Linked DNA regions of Homo sapiens: region 2 is linked to region 1. A link is a loop called in an ENCODE intact Hi-C map of the cell type or tissue named here. Cell type or tissue: breast epithelium. All regions are shown on one strand. Links, peaks and the distances in the headings refer to the core of each region. The heading gives the core; the rest is flanking DNA.

Region 1 (2,924 bases), core at 293-2,792:
CACACACTGGGGCCTGTCATGGGGTGGGGGGAGGGTGAGGGATAGCATTAGGAGTTATACCTAATGTAAATGACAAGTTAACGGGTGCAGCACACCAACATGGCACATGTATACATATGTAACAAGCCTGCATGTTGTGCACATGTACCCTAGAACTTAAAGTATAAATAATAATAATAATAATAATTTTGCCATTCAAAAGATGCGGAAACCTGCCAGGCATGGTGGCTTACCTCTGTAATCCAGCACTTTGGGAGGCCAAGGTGGGCGGATCACTTGAGGTCAGGAATTTGAGACCAGCTTGGCCAATATGGTGAAACTCTGTCTCTACTAAAAATACAAAAATTAGCTGAGAGTGGTAGCGGGTGCTTATAATCTCAGCTACTCGGGAGACTGAGGGAGAAGAATCCCTTGAACCCAGGAGGCAAAGGTTGCAGTAAGCCAAGGTCCCACCACTGCACTCCAGTCTGGGTGACAGAGTGAGACTCTGTCTCAAAAAGAAAAAAAAAAAAAAAAAGGATGTAGAAACCAAGGCTCACGGAGAAGAAGTGCCTTACTCAATGCCATATAATAAACCAGAGATGAAACTGGTATTCAATCCCAGGCAAAATTCAGAATCTGCATGTCACTCAATTTTCCTTGATGAGAAAATAATTATGAATAATTGACAATGGTATGGCTTTGTTTATGTAAAAATATTTGCTAATTTCTGTATGGTATAAGTAGGCTATTTAGAATTAGAAATTATGCTACCACTTGTAACACTTCTATTTATTCCGAGCTTGATAGTTGATTTTGCAAAATAAGGAGAACTGGGTTTTTAAGTGTGGCCCACAAATATAAACAATTCTGAATTCACCAAATACACATACACACACACAGACACACATGAGTCTAACTCTAGCACTTAGCAATTCCTCAACTGGGAAGTAGTTAATACCAGGCCTTCTTATAAATCTCTTTATAAATAATGGTTGTGTTTACACAACCTGGAAATACTGAATTTTTCCCTGAATGAGTCATTGTTTTAGAATAGTGTAAACAGAGCCTGTGTTAAGGAAGAGGATGTCTTTGTCTAGTGAAGCTCTGAGCATTTAAACAGCTGCTTCGTTTCCCTACATAGGTGTTTGCATTTCATTGATGGAGTAATTTCCAAATAGCTTTCAATCAATATATAGTAGACAAGTGGTTGAGAATGATCTCTTAAGGGGGAATAAAAAAACAGAAAAAATGCAATTCAACCATTGCATCTTATTTATTTAATTTTTAGCATCTGTTATTAAGTAATCACCACAAAAACCATAGCAGGAATGTGAAATTTTGTGTAATGGTCCATATTTACAGCTGTTCATTTTCATAGAATTGGTAGTATTTGTTTGTGTATTCTTGTTTATTTTCTGTTTCTTGGTTTTTGTGTTTTTCTTAGAGAAGGCACTGTATGTGTCTGCACCATGATTTATACCCAAATTTATACCCAAATTTATACCCATGTAACGCTGTACTCCAGCTTTTCTAGGAAGTATCAAATTTTAAGTATACAAAATATACTTAAATATACTATGTATAATTCAGATATTAGCAAAACGTTAGGAGATTTTAAAATAAAACCTACATGACATTATTATTTTATACAGTCAATATTCACTTAAATTTACACACATATTAACTATATTATTTGTTCTTCATTTTTTCTTGTACCCATTTCAGACCGTTTTCATTCTTCCTGAAATATGTCCTTTAAAATTAATTGCTTTAGTGAGGGGTTGCTGAGGGCAAATTCTCTTATCTTTTTTCCTTTGCTTCCTGAAAAATTTTTTATTTTACACTAACTCATGAAGGATACTGGATGAATACAGAATATTAGTTTGGCAGTTATTTTTTCAGCACATTTCTAATATTATTCCACTGTCTCTGGCATCCTTTGTTGCTACTGATAAGTTAGCTGTCAGTCTAACTGCCACTGATTTGAAGCTATAGTGGACTCTGTTATGTGCTGCTGTTATCCCTTTTAGGGACTGAAATTACCCTCAAATACTGAGAATGCTAGAAATTGGTCTTAATGGAAGAGAGCCACTTCAACCAAATTCATGTCCCATTCCTGGAGGCAGGAATCTGAATACTTTTCTGATTCATAAACCAGGTGATATGAAAGGCCGCCAGCTTTGAGTGGGAGCCAGGGCAAGAAATGACTCTCCCAGCAGCAAGTCTAGGCTGTGATGTAGATGGTTTTGCCATTTGGGCCACTTGACTCAGCAGAACCTAAATAGTTAGAAGTTCAAATCCCAGTAGGAGTATCTCCTTTAGAGTTCTGAAAAAAGGTCATGCCTTCTGTAGCAGAGAATTATACCCTTTTTCAAAAACTGCTTAAGTGTGATAATTGGTACTGGAAAGGCTAAGTGCCTGACCATGATGCACAAAGTGATCTCAAACCCAAAACTTCTCAATAGGAGCTGGGTTCTACCAGACACACCAAATTGGACAGTTCCAGAAGTTATCCAACATGTGCTGGAAGAGAAATATCTGGGATCAAAGCCAGGGCAGGGCCAGAGGTACAAATGTAAGGCACAAGAGGTGAACCCATGTCACTCATGGTGATTCCATTCATGATTCTTCCTACCCCAAGCTGATGAAGGGGGAGGAAAGTCAAGCTTGATTCATAGATGGGCTGTCTCATGACCATGAATGTGGGTCAGTATGTGGGTATAAGCCAAAAATGGACTTTGGCTACACTACATTCCCATTAAGCGATGGACCTTGAAGGTGAGGTCTGTGAGGTGAAATTATTCCAATGGGCAGATCTTCAGGCAATAATATACCTCGTTTTCTTTATGTGGAAAGAGAAGTATCCTGATATAAAATATACATAGGCTCAACCAGTAGCTTATCTGGTTAGTTGGAGACTTGGAAGAAGAAATATTAGAAGA
Region 2 (2,924 bases), core at 126-2,625, 95 kb after region 1:
CTCCATCTCCCTGAAGGAACATACAGAGTCCTTTTAAGATAAGTACATTTAAAGAAAATCGTTATGCACAACACTAACTTCATTGTAGGTTTTTGGCTCTCTTTCATATGACTATGTCTTTGCAGATGCCTTTAGTACCAGTGGGGAGTCTATACTGGAAATGCATTCTTCGCCACTTGGCAGAGTATTCACAGTAAATGAATATCAGAGCTAGGATTTTGTTGTTAGTTTTTTATCTGTGGCTGGCTAAAAAGACAGACTTTTACCTACAGGTTGGATTATACTAAACAAAAAGAAGGATAAGCAGATTTTCTTTTAAGGCAAGACCAAAGGAAGGAAGGAAGACCAAATCAAATTTTCATTTTGAAACAATGAACAATAGCAGACAAGTTGGTTAGCAGGGACACTACGTTTAAATATTTGTGTGTGTTTGCATGTGGGGGGGTCTGTGTGTCTCAAAATAGGAGCAGAAGGGCAGACTGAACACGTGTTCTTTCCCACCCCAATTACTCTGATATGATCAAATAAATAAATACATTCGTAACGCACTAGAAAACAAGAAAGGGTGGTGTCAACATCAAAGATGTTGAGATATTTATAAAAGATATAGAGCAGATAGGATTGAATTCTTCATAAAAAAAAAGACCAGAAAAAAACACATAGGAGAGAGAGAGTGCAGAGATGAGAGTGCTTATGGGAACTTCAGGCAGCCTTAGGAGGTCAAGGAGCAATTGTCACAGTGATTAACTGGGGCAGTGCATTTAGAGGGACTAGGCTGATCAGCCAGCCCCCCTACCTCCTGACTAAGCTGAGCAAAAGAGAGCAGGAATTGCCCTCAGGCTAAACAGATGAGCATGGGCTCTGAGACCAAAGAGATGGGACAATTCATTGTCACAAGTAGCTAGTGATACCCTTGAGACCAGCTGAAACCTCCTCCTAGCAGAATGCCCTGTCCTGTCCCCACGATCACTGCAGATAAACTCCTGTAATCCGAATCAATTTCTACTAAAATGTGAACAAGTTATTCAAATATGTATGCCAACAAAACTAAGATTCCAAGATAAAGAAAAATGTGGGATATAAGAAAGCATGATAAGAAAAAAATATATATATAGTTAAGTTTAAATCTTTTTTCTTTAATTTCAGCTTTTATTTTAGATATGAGGACGGGAGCTACATGTGTAAGATGTGTACACATAAATGTGTACATTATATGTGTACACATAAATGTGTACATTATATGTGTACACATAAATGTGTACATTATATGTGTACACATAAATGCTGATGAACTCTATAGTCAAAAACTAATTATAGTTGGAGGCATATTTTAAGAATTTAAAAGTAAAACTTCTGGTTAAACTTAATGGATTAAGTCTACATATTTACTTTATTTTATTTTAGAGTGCTACTAAAAACTTAAAAGTAAATTAAACAGGCCAGGCGTGGTGGCTCATGCCTGTAATCCCAGCACTTTAGGAGGCCAAGTCGGGCGGATCAGGAGGTCAGGAGATCAAGACCATCCTGGCTAACACGGTGAAACCCCGTCTCTACTAAAAATACAAAAAATTAGCCGGGCATGGTGGTGGGTGCCTGTAGTCCCAGCTACCCGAGAGACTGAGGCAGGAGCATGGCGTGAACCCGGAAGGTGGAGCTTGCAGCGAGCTGGGATTGCGCCACTGCACTCCAGCCTGGGCTACAGAGCAAGATTCTGTCTCAAAAAAAAAAAAAAAAAAAAAAGGAAATTAAACACGTACACAGGTATGCACACACATACAAAGAGACATTTTAAACCAATAAAAGCTAAAAGAATGGGAAAGGAAATGACAGCAAATGAAGTGTGGTAAAAAGAAAAGAAAAGAAAAAAGAAATGAAAGAATAAAGAAAGCAGCTGTGTAAGTGGTAACTGATTTGCTAAATCTGAAAAGGCTAAATTTTATGCCTGAAGAGAGGCATGCCAACAGGAAGCAAGACAATTTGTGCAAAAGAAACCCAGAATGACTTAGGAATTGGAGGCTCTGAGTATCTCTGAAGGTGAGGGTAAAGGGTAGAACTGAAGAATGAACTCTTAGAAGGAAGTTTGACTACTGTAATCCCAGCACTTTGGGAGGCTGAAGTGGGTGGATCACTTGAACTCAGGAGTTCGAGACCAGCGTGGGCAACATGGCGAACCCCCGTCTCTACCAAAAATACAAAAATTAGCCAGGCGTGGTGGCATGCGCTTGAGGTCCCAGCTACTTGGGGGGCTGAGGTAGGAGGATCACTTGAGCCAGGGAGGCAGAAGTTGCAGTGAGCCAAGATCTCACCACTGACTGTACTCCAGCCTGGGCAACAGAGCCAGATCCTGTCTCAAAAAAAAAAAAAAAAAGAAGAAGAAGAAGGAAGTCTGACTAAATAAAAAACAATCAGACCCCCAAGTGTCCTCCCTTATTCCAATATCTAGGTGATTACCTCTAACTAAGCTGAGAAGACAGAAAAGTAATGATTCTGGAGAAATTAAATCTGAGAAGCTCTGAGCTCCAGGAACAGGAAGCACAGCTAATAGATTAAATGAAATCCTATGGAAAGAACTCCCGCTAGCCGGGCATGGTGGCTCAGGCCTGTAATCTCAACACTTTGGGAGGCTGAGACGGGAAGATGTCTTGAGCCCAGGAGTTAGAGATGAGTCTGGGCAACATAGTGAGACCCCATCTCTACTAAAAATTAAAATTAAAAAAAAAAAAACGGCCAAGTATGATGGTGTGTATCTGTAGTCTCAGCTACTTGGGAGGCTGAGGTGGCAGTATTGCTTGAGCCCAAAAGGTTGAGGCTGCAGTGAGCCATGTTCATACCACTGCATTCCAGCCTAGGCAACAGATCCATGGACACATAAAAAAAAAAATGGCCTCCCAGAACCCTCCAAATTTGACGGTGGGATTATTATT

The links. A loop is a pair of places that touch in the nucleus more often than their neighbours do. Peaks named below come from ENCODE experiments on the same cell type or tissue, not always from the same donor. Only the 100,000 strongest peaks of a DNase experiment are listed, where the experiment ranks them.
Region 2: a loop joins it to region 1, with 9 times the contacts of the local background. A loop is called at or near these places in 2 of 110 quality-filtered maps.

Annotation. Positions count from the first base shown.
Region 1 is chr12:91,926,023-91,928,946 of GRCh38, forward strand. All of the region lies in intron 5 of LOC105369901 (a long non-coding RNA gene), which reads right to left. Among named protein-coding and RNA genes, the nearest start is that of LINC02404, 52 kb to the left of the region's middle. RefSeq lists a silencer at 1,018-1,218. In breast epithelium, for the core only: no CTCF peak of the experiment used is centred there; no DNase peak of the experiment used is centred there.
Region 2 is chr12:92,021,055-92,023,978 of GRCh38, forward strand. The region is part of intron 1 of LINC01619 (long intergenic non-protein coding RNA 1619); the gene reads right to left. Among named protein-coding and RNA genes, the nearest start is that of LINC01619, 120 kb to the right of the region's middle. RefSeq lists an enhancer at 510-1,043. In breast epithelium, for the core only: no CTCF peak of the experiment used is centred there; no DNase peak of the experiment used is centred there; H3K27ac peaks cover 298 bases.